Regions from separate parts of the Homo sapiens genome. Here all the other regions are linked to region 1. The links are chromatin contacts, found by Hi-C or POLR2A ChIA-PET in ENCODE. All regions are on one chromosome and are shown on one strand. The core of a region is the stretch at or near the end of the contact, and the rest is flanking DNA. Distances in the headings are between cores, read along the strand shown.

Region 1 (3,258 bases), core at 213-2,712:
TTTGCACCTTTAAGAAAGTATATTTTTCTGGGGAGGCAGGGAACACTAAAGGAGATGGAGCGGGTTTTTCTATTCTTTTTCTTCTGTCTTTAAGTTGGTCCCACCAACACAGTCCATATCCAGAACTAGTTAATTCCTCATCTAGGGCTTGCTTTACCTCCCCTCCCCTCCCCTCCCTTTCCTCTCTCTCTCTCTCTCCCCCTCCCCTCCCCTTTCTTTTTTGAGATGGAGTCTTGCTCTGTCGCCCAGGCTAGAGTGCAGTGGCGTGATCTCGGCTCACTGCAACCTCTGCCTTCTGGGTTCAAGCAATTCGCCCACCTCAGCCTCTGGAGTAGCTGGGACTACAGGTGCGCGCCACCATGCCCAGATACTTTTTGTATTTTTAGTAGAGACAGGGTTTCATCATATTGTCCAGGCTGGCCTTGAACTCCTGACCTTGTGATCTGCCCGCCTCAGCCTCCCAAAGTGCTGGTATTACAGGCATGAGCCACCGTGCCCAGTCCCTCCTCTTTCATGATAAATATATATTAGTTTTACATTAAAAAGTAAAACAAGGCCAGACATGGTGCATTCTGCCTGTAATCCCAGCATTTTGAGAGGCTGAGGTGGGAGGATTGCTTGAGGCCAGGAGTTCAAGACCAGCCTGGGCAATATAGCCAGACCCGGTCTCTACCAAAAATGAACTGAGTTAGCTTGGCATGTTGGTATGTGTCTGTAGTCCCGGCTACTCGGGAGGCTGAGGCAGGAAGATGGCTTGAGCCCAAGATTTTGAGGTGGCAGTGAGCTGTGATTGCATCACTGTACTACAGCCTGGGCGAGAGAGCAATACCTTATTTCTCTAAAGAAAAAAAATAAGGGAATCAGGCGTTGTAGCTCACGCCTGTAATCCCAACACTTTGAGAGGCTGAGGTGGGTGGATCACCTGAGGTCAGGAGTTTGAGACCAGCCTGGCCAACATGATGAAATTCTGTCTCTACTAAAAATACAAAAATTAGCTGGGTGTCGTCGTGGGCGCCTGTAGTCTCAGCTACTCAAGAGGCTGAGGCAGGAGAATTGCTTGAACCCAGGTGGCAGAGGTTGCAGTGAGCTGAGATCGCACCACTGCGCTCCAGCCTGGGTGACAGAGCGAGACTCTGTCTCAAAAATAAATAAATAAAATTAAAATTAAAAAAAAGGTAAATCAGTAACCACAATAAACTGAAAAATAAATAGAATGTGGGGACAAGTGAGAGAAGTGTGTGTGGACAGGGGAAATGGGGGAAGAAGGACCCTGCAGGGACACGGAGGGGGTTTAGGGGAGGTTTTTAGGGAGTGAGCTGCCTCATGAGTCAGGAAGGAGATGTTGCTGGGCAGAGCTGCAGTCAGTGAGGCAGGGAGAGGTGGCTGTTCTGGGCGACTTTGCAGCTCAGGGCAGGCGCAGGGCCCAGAAGGGGAACGGGAAGTGTCGAAACATCCGTGGGACGCCCTGCTGAGTTCTCCAACCCTGAAACCCGGGACCCTTTCCTGTACAGCTTCTTGGGAGCTTGAACAATTTGAGGGAGGTGACATATCCAGGAGGAAATTTCAATGCACATGTGTGAGGTCTTCTAGTCAACTGTCTATGTGGTTGAGGATTCCTTAGAATGATGAAAAACAAGCACTAATAGAAGGACCTGTGGCTATATCTACATCATCTATGTCTATGTATATATTTATTTTAAATCATGAGCCTTGCCAGACTCGGATTGGCTGATGGTTGAGGGACTTCTGCCAGAGGGCTGGCCAACCTGGGAAAGGGAAGTGTGCCTAAGCTAATGGAGGTTACAGAAGAAGGGGTGGGAAAGGCTTGCAGAAATTCTAAATAGAAAAGGAGCTTTGGATTAGGCAAGTCATATGTGGACTTTAAGGACATTGGAAGGTAGAAAATGCCAGATGAGGAAGACATCATGTACACACAAAATCTATAGCCCCAAGCCCTGATCCCTGTTGTCAGGACCCAAGACCAATTGCTAGTGAAGGGACACAGAGGCGAGAGAGTCCCAGAGGAAGGAGACCCTCCAGGGAAGGGTTCAGGAGGCAACAGCTCCCTCACAGTTCACAGAGGAGCCCTCATCCCCCAGCAAAGTCCATGAGCTGCCCAGGAGAGAAAGCTGATTTCTTTCCCACTTACCATGCGTAGGAGGACCCCCATGAGAATCTGGGCCTACCCATATGGCCAGCTCTTGGAGGCCTAGGACGGCCCAAGGGGCAAGGCTCAACAGAAGGTCAGGGCTGCCTCGGTGGAAGGGCTGCTGAGTGTGTGTGACGGACCTATGACGTGTGACCTGGCAGTGACTCTTAAACTAGGCTTTGCGGTACCCTGGACCAAGGCAGTCTACAGCTAAAACAGGAGTCTTTTCTGCATTTGTAGATAGAATTATCTTAATTTTAAAAATATTATTTTGGCTGGGTGTGGTGGCTCACGCCTGTAATCCCAACACTTTGGGAGGCCGAGGCAGGCAGATCACCTGAGGTCAGGAGTTCAAGACCAGCCTGGCCAACATGGCGAAACCCCATCTCTACTAAAAGTACAAAAATTAGCCGGGTGTGGTGGCACATGCCTGTAATACCAGCTACTGGGGAGGCTGAGGCAGGAGAATCGCTTGAACCCGGGAGGCGGAGGCTGCAGTGAGCCAAGATCGCGCCATTGCACTCCAGCCTGGGCAACAAGAGTGAGACTCCGTCTCAAAAACATAATTTCTTTCTTTCTTTCTCTCTTTCTTTCTTCCTTCCTTCCTCCCTCCCTCCTTCCCTTCCCTTCCTTTCCCTTCCCTCCCCTCCCCTCTCTCTCTCTCTTTCTTTCCCTCCCTCCCTCCCTCTCTCTCTTTCTTTCTAGATGGAGTCTCTCTCTGTTGCCCAGGCTGGAGTGCAGTGGTGCAATCTCGGCTCACTGTAGTAGTCCCCATCTTGGTGTAGAGTAAGTAGTTCCTGCGACTTGGGAGGCTGAGACAGGAAGATTGCTTGAACCAGGGAGTTTGAGACTGTGGTGAGTTGAGATGGCACTATTGTACTACAGCCTGGGTGACAAAGTGATACCCTGAAAAGAAAGAGAGAGAGAAAGAGAAGGAAGGAAGGAAGGAGGAAAATAGAAGAGGAGTCATCACTACTGATTTCATGGACATTAAAAGGATAATAAAGCAGCTGGGCCTGGTGGCTCACACCTGATCCCAGCACTTTGGGAGGCTGAGGCAGGTGGATCACTTGAGGCCAGTAGTTCGAGACCAGTCTGGTCAACATAGT
Region 2 (3,258 bases), core at 515-3,014, 450 kb after region 1:
TGCGCTGGAGCCCTCCACACGCAGTATTACAAATGCTCCCAGCCCTGAGGGAAAGGTGGCTCTAAAATTCCTTTTCTGTCGAGCACATTTTGCGTATGCTTATTAAGTTTTAAAAATTTGGAAACAAGTTACCCAAAACATCCCACTCATCAGTTGGTCCTGGTGCTGTAACGAATTACAACAATATTTTCTCTCTGTCAATGATGGTAAGTGAATTCTCAAGAAGTATACTGGAAACCAGCACAGGATACTTTGGCCTTTTTGATGGGGGTCACGTGATTTAATTTTCATGGTGAATTTTGGTTAATTCTATACTAGTCTAGAGAATTGTACGTGTGTCCGTGTGTGTGTGCTCTCATGAATAAAAACCCACCCACAGAGCCCGCTCCATGGACCTGGACCTGTGCAGTCACAGAGGGCCCTACATTCAGAAGACTCTCACCTTGTCTCACAATTTGAAGAAGGGGACTCACATCTTCATTTTGCACTGGATCTCACAACATACATAGCCAGTCCTGCTCTCCATGAAATATTGGACTTTGTTCAAAAACACAAGCAAGTTTTTATGTTTTAATTTAATTTAATTAATTAATTTATTTAGAGATGAAGTTTCGCTGTGGAGTGCAGTGGCCTGATCTCGGCTCACTGCAACCTCTGCCTCCTGGGTTCAAGTGATTCTCCTGCCTCAGCCTCCCGAGTAGCTGGGATTACAGGCGCCTGCCACCAGGCCCGGCTTATTTTTTGTATTTTTAGTAAAGATGTGGTTTCATCATGTTGGCCAGGCTGGTCTCGAACTCCCAACCTCAGGTGATCCACCCACCTCGGCCTCCCAAAGTGCTGGGATTACAGGCGTGAGCCACCATGCCTGGCCACAAGCAAGTTTTAAAAAATTTGATAGTTATCAGTATTATTAAAATACCTACCATTCAGGGATATAGAAAAATCATATACCAATGCATACAGGGAAAAATGCTTCATCATGCCAGTATACACAAACATCATGAATCTTGAAAGAACAGCAGTAAAGAAATGGTTTTGTTTTGAAAGGATAAAAAAAACTATAGTTAATTTTTTTTGTTTGGGAGTATTAATTCTCACTATATCATATCCTGCTGTTAGAGGAAGTGAGAGAGAAACGAAAAGACTGAGAACAGAAGATCAGTCAAGGGTATAGAAAAGAAACAGAGAGGAATCAAGGAGTGGGAGATTGAAATGAATCAAGCACTAAGCCCTGTCGTCTTCTTTTGATGCAAAAAAGCAATTTGCATGGTCACTCCTTCTGATGGGGTCACCCTGATACTGATTTATCGGGGACACAGTTTATGTACTATCTTCACAGCATGCTTTTAAAATTTTTGTTCATCTGGGCTTGCTTTGAAAGAGACTAGAAACCTCATCGTGGAGATCTCTTTGGGTCGCTGGACTCAAAGTAAAACCAAGCTGTGCAGGAGGTTTTGATCTTTGAACTTTCCCTATGGTTGCAGGCTTGCCTTAATCTGTAATAATAAAGTTTTAAAAATAAGTTAACCTCTTTTCTTATATGGTGCAAATATATCTTTCTCCACTAAAGTTTCAGTGTTGCTTTTCTTTTGTGGCCCCTGCCATTTCTTTCACCTTTTCTTTTAAACAGATACATGTTCACTAAAAAAAAACGACTCTGTTGCTTTAAGAAGAAAAAAGTTACACTCGGTCAGTCTGAAAATGCAACACCTGGCGCCCATATTTAGAAATGTTAAAACACACACACATACATACACACACACATTAGCCTTTGGCACTGAACTGTGCAAAACATTACAGGAAGCTCATTGCTTAAGGGCAGTTGAGTTTAATCATTTATTTGTAAGTCAGTTGTTTGGTACTTAAAAGCACTTTTTCCCATAGAAGCAAAGCTATAAATGGTGTTTTGGTCCCCAGGCTCAAAAGACTGTTGGAGAAACGTCTGCCCTGGAGATGAAAATAGAAAATGATTCTGTGCTGATACAGTAATTGAGCCAAAAAGAAAAGCTAACAAAGCAAGGAATGGTTGGCCTTGAATGCTTATACTGGAAGAGGAATGGATTTCACCTGATGTTGTGGTGGAGGCAGCTGGGGATTTCCAAGGTGCCTGTGGGTCCTTCCAATGGCCCAGGCTCTTTGCGTGTTCAGTTTAAAGCCTGGGCATGTTCTTCATCCTCCACACCAGTCTGCATTCAGCAGTGCTTTTGTGTCGCTCCCATGTTTGGGTTCTATTTTGGCTCAGAATGGTAAAGAGAGTGAGAGAGGAAGGGAAATCTTTCTAGGGTGTCTAGGGTGTTGGAAAAAGGGTGGAGTAAAGGAACCCAGGTGACCTTGTGGTACCTTAGCTCTCTGTGTTCCTTTGGAATGGAACATCTTCTCTGTGCTCCTCTAGCCACACAGGAAACCTATTTGGATGTAAAGGTCCAGCTCACGTATGTCCTCTTCTCTGGGAGTCTGTCCCTAATTTTCTGAACTTCCCCAGTGCAGCTTTTCCATATGTCTGTGAAAGCACACTTTACATCATTTGGTTATTATTTATTTGTATATGTCTCCTCCATTTGACTAGGAACCCCTCAAAAGGAAGAAATAAATTCATTTTTTAAAAAATCTCAGGAACCTACACAACCTATAAATGCATGCTCCATTCATCTAAGTTGGAGCCAAGCTGTGAGCATTAAAAAAAAACAGGCCTGAGGGAGAAGACAGCGGGGACATCATCCCACCAAAAAGAGAGGTTGGGGGTTATGGGGAAGAGATCTGCACCAGAACCTGCCCATCTCACCCCATTTACCAGAGCTTCATTGGTCCAGAACCACATGCCTCTTATCAATGAGGAATGAAAGAAGGAGCCCTTGAGACCATGTGTAAGCTACTGCTTGACAACTATGGTGGATATACTTTGACGTTTCCCCAGCAGCCATTTTTCCCTTCTTCCAGTGACATCTCCTGATAGTCATGGAGTGATCACCCTATATATATAGGCTTGGGTGTGTACTAACCTAGCTCTAGGATGGAGGATAGGGTATTACTTTCCCTCTGGCTTTGGTGTTTGGCTCAGAGATGGAAAGACAGACAAAATATCCAATCAGGGTGAATCTCATTACTTTTGAGGGTGCCATCTTTATCCTGCTGTACTTGAACCTGAGGGGCTGTGAGTCCGGGGCAGCTGGAATGGTGGTGGTGAATATTTAACAACTGGCTCTCGAAAAACAACTCTGATTTGTAGCATTTGCCAATTCGTGTGGTGGAAACACTTCC
Region 3 (3,258 bases), core at 362-2,861, 360 kb after region 1:
CCGGCTAATTATTATTATTATTATTTTTTGTATTTTTAGTAGAGACAGGGTTTCACCGTGTTAGCCAGGATGGTCTCAATCTCCTGATCTCGTGATCCGCCTGCCTTGGCCTCCCAAAGCAAAGGGTCTTTCTTACAAGGGCTCTTAGTTGTCCTGATAACATAAGCAGGTGAAATACATTGTTCAAGGAGACATTAACAATGGTGAACAAGAGCATATAGAGAGGGGAGGAAGACAGGGCTGACCCCTAAAGTCATTCTGGTGATGGCAGGGAAGCAGGGGAGGGAGGCTGATCTTTGGTAAATGCAGGAACAAGTTGGCTTAGGATAGGGCTGCATACAAGGACCACAAGTTTAACAAGGGCCAGCACTTGAGTTCTCACATAATAATTATACAGCTAACACTGTGGGCTGGATGCTGCTCTAATTAATTTACCCCTCCCAACAACCTGTGAAATGAGGATACCATTACTGTCTCCATTTTACAAGTGAGGCAACTGAGGCACAGAGGGCAGGAACTGCCCATGGCCACAAGGGCTGGAAGTGGTGCGGTAGGGCTGGCCCTCTGCTGTGTGTCCCCAACACTCAGCTGCTCCACGTGCAGAGGGCGGGGTGGAGTCGCGGCACTTGAGCCCAGGCCACAGAGGATGCTTGCTCACTGAGTGACCTTGATCACATTAGCCATTCTCAGCGTCAGTTTCCTTACTTGTTTTTGTTTTGTTTTGTTTTTGAGATGGAGTTTCACTCTTGTTGCCCAGGCTGGAGTGCACTGGCGCGATCTCTGCTCACTGCAACCTCTGCCTCCCAGGTTCAAGCAATTCTCCTGCCTCAGCCTCCCGCGTAGCTGGGATTACAGGCATGCACCACCACGCCTGGCTAATTTTTGTATTTTTAGTAGAGGCAGGGTTTCTCCATTTTGGCCAGGCTGGTCTCGAACTCCCAACCTCAGGTGATCCACCCACCTCGGCCTCCCAAAGTGCTGGGATTACAGGCATGAGCCACCATGCCTGGCCAGTTTCCTTACTTGTAAAGACTGACAGATAGACAGCTCCCTGCTAAGGTTGGATGAGAATTAACTTAGATAATGCATACAGTGTTTGGGGCAGTGCCTGTTGCATAGTAAACACTCAGTAAGTGGGAATTACTGTTATTATTGTTACTATTGTGATTAATACAAGCCTGTCCTTTAGGGAGCTCCTTGTTTTGAGCAGGGAGCAGGGGCAGAGAACATACATAAAGTACTTGGAGAATTCAACACATACCAGGGCCAAGTACATACCCAAGAAACCTGAGGTGAAGATGCTTCCCACTTCACTCCTCCAGTGAGGGAACAATCAGAGGGGGAAGGGGAGCAATCAGAGAGGCTTCCCAGAGGAGGCCACTTTTAAGTGGGATTCTGAGCCCTGAGGGACATTTGCAAGTTGGCGGTTCCTCTTAGAAGAGTTCATTGATCTCCCCAGATAAGGACGAGTGTGCCAAGGACAACGGCGGGTGTCAGCATGAGTGCGTCAACACCTTCGGGAGCTACCTGTGCAGGTGCAGAAACGGCTACTGGCTCCACGAGAATGGGCATGACTGCAAAGAGGGTGAGGCTGGACCTCCAGTTGTTGGGGGGGCGGGCTGCCCTTCGCCGCACCCCATGCCCCTGTGTGCATGTGCATGAGTAAGGAGGTGCGGCGAGGACCTCTTCCACCTTCTGAGCTGAGGCCCAGCAACTGCTGTCCTTGCGGGAGAGTTTTCCCCAGGGCATCTCGCTCCTTCAGGAGGCACCTGGGGGCCTCAGGTGCTCTAGGCTGTTATTTTTGTAAGTGATTAAGCCTGCAGGCTCTGGAATCCAATTACCTAGGTCTAAATCCTGGCTCTGCCGTTCCCTAGCTGTGTGACCTTGGGCAAGCTATTTAACCTCTCTGAGCCTCAGTTTTTTCTTTAGTTAAAAGGGTCTAAACATACCTCCTTCTTAAAGTTTTTGTGAGGATTAAAAGAATGCCTAGAAAGTATTTCAGACTCTCTGACACATGTTATGTCCTCAAATGTCAATAAAGATCAGCCATTTATGTCTTTGTCATATATTAATTACCATATGCAGGTCCCATTGGAAAATAGGATTTGGGGAAAGCTTTGCTCCATTCTCCATTACACTGTGGGGAATTCTTCAGGGCCAGGTGGCTTTTACTGTCCAGTCATCCTGGAAAAAGCCTTCCTTCTGTTCTTACCCTGCCCAGTGAAGGGATTTCGAACATTTATGACAAACACACAGGCTTCCAGGCCTTGGCTCCAGCCACGAAACCCTGCAAAGGAAGTCAAGGGTGGAGGAAGATGTGGAAGACACACACCCTGATCTCTGGAATAAACAGTCTGGATTTAGGAGATTTGGCTGGGTGCCGCAGAGTCTGGTCAGGATCTGCCTAGAATGTTAAAGGAGGCGCTGACACATCTTCAGGAGGAGGTGGCCACCCTCCAAGCCCAGCCCTAGGGCATGGTCACAGGTGGCGGAGGGGCTGGGTGGGAGGCTGCTGGAAGAACTGAGCTGGGAAGGAACAGTCAAGCCCCTGTGAGATGGGCCCGGGCCAGGACCAGGCTTGCCTCCTGCAGTGTGGGAGAGGACAGGAGTGACGTCAACTCTCCCAAGATCCCACCCCTGAATAGTGGCTGCATTCATGTGGGTTGACCCCAACAGCAGGGGGTGTCAGAGCAACATCTCAGGAGCTGAGCAAATGTCCCAGGAGCTGAGCCACTGCCCCTTTGAGCACCTGTTCTCTGCGTTGGCTGCAGAGCAGATGTAGCACTGAGCAGAGGCAAATCTCTTTGGAACATCCTCGAAGCTGTTTCCTCCCCTTCCTGCCCCCGGCCCTCCTCACCTGCCTCTCCAGCTTCTTCAGTGTGGAGCCTCCGTGTTTGTGATACAGTCCACCGTGCTTTCTAAGCAGTGGTAGACTGGCCTCAAAGCCAGGCAGGCCAAGTTCGAGTCCCAGCTCTGCCCCCTATCAGCAAGGCACTGACCCTCTCCAAACCTATTTTCTTATTTGGGAAGTGAGAAGGACTAAAAGAGAGGATGCATGGAAAATGCTGACCACAGTGCCCACCACAGAAGAGAAATGGCAGCTATTGGCCAAGATGCCAGGCATTGAACAAGTTGTGGGACCACTCTTGGCAAATAGCACTGTAACCAGGACAAACTTGGTAGACTCCAAATAAAGCCACTTTGAAAAACTAAAAGAAGCTTATGGATGGATGATGAAGGAGGCCTCTGTTAGCCAAG

What was found. A loop is a pair of places that touch in the nucleus more often than their neighbours do. ChIA-PET counts read pairs that join two places held with the same protein, here RNA polymerase II (POLR2A). Pooled maps may share reads with other maps.
Region 2: a loop to region 1 is called in a map of B cell, with 4 times the contacts of the local background. The contact joins two enhancer-like sites. A Hi-C loop is called at or near these places in 1 of 168 maps with a recorded cell type or tissue (B cell) and 3 of 50 pooled maps. POLR2A ChIA-PET finds 5 or more read pairs at or near these places in 1 of 52 experiments (naive thymus-derived CD4-positive, alpha-beta T cell).
Region 3: a map of heart right ventricle shows a loop between it and region 1 (3-fold over the local background). The contact joins two enhancer-like sites. A Hi-C loop is called at or near these places in 8 of 168 maps with a recorded cell type or tissue (K562, Right ventricle myocardium inferior, heart left ventricle and 3 more), 8 of 37 single-sample maps with no recorded cell type and 21 of 50 pooled maps. POLR2A ChIA-PET finds 5 or more read pairs at or near these places in 1 of 52 experiments (K562).

The regions. Positions count from the first base shown.
Region 1 is chr10:96,739,280-96,742,537 of GRCh38, reverse strand. No RefSeq gene overlaps it. Among named protein-coding and RNA genes, the nearest start is that of PIK3AP1, 20 kb to the right of the region's middle. RefSeq lists an enhancer at 1,271-1,340. Within about 2 kb of position 1,462, at least 10 of the 41 ENCODE cell types and tissues checked have a DNase peak (open chromatin) inside an H3K27ac peak, as active enhancers do; they include B cell and heart right ventricle, where a contact is called at or near this core.
Region 2 is chr10:96,286,422-96,289,679 of GRCh38, reverse strand. No RefSeq gene overlaps it. Among named protein-coding and RNA genes, the nearest start is that of DNTT, 16 kb to the left of the region's middle. RefSeq lists enhancers at 1,304-1,473, 1,984-2,203. Within about 2 kb of position 1,764, at least 10 of the 41 ENCODE cell types and tissues checked have a DNase peak (open chromatin) inside an H3K27ac peak, as active enhancers do; they include B cell, where a contact is called at or near this core.
Region 3 is chr10:96,377,294-96,380,551 of GRCh38, reverse strand. It overlaps TLL2 (tolloid like 2), which reads left to right. Exons shown (of 21, transcript NM_012465.4): 17 at 1,460-1,585. Among named protein-coding and RNA genes, the nearest start is that of OPALIN, 20 kb to the right of the region's middle. RefSeq lists an enhancer at 1,097-1,606. Within about 2 kb of position 1,611, at least 3 of the 41 ENCODE cell types and tissues checked have a DNase peak (open chromatin) inside an H3K27ac peak, as active enhancers do; they include heart right ventricle, where a contact is called at or near this core.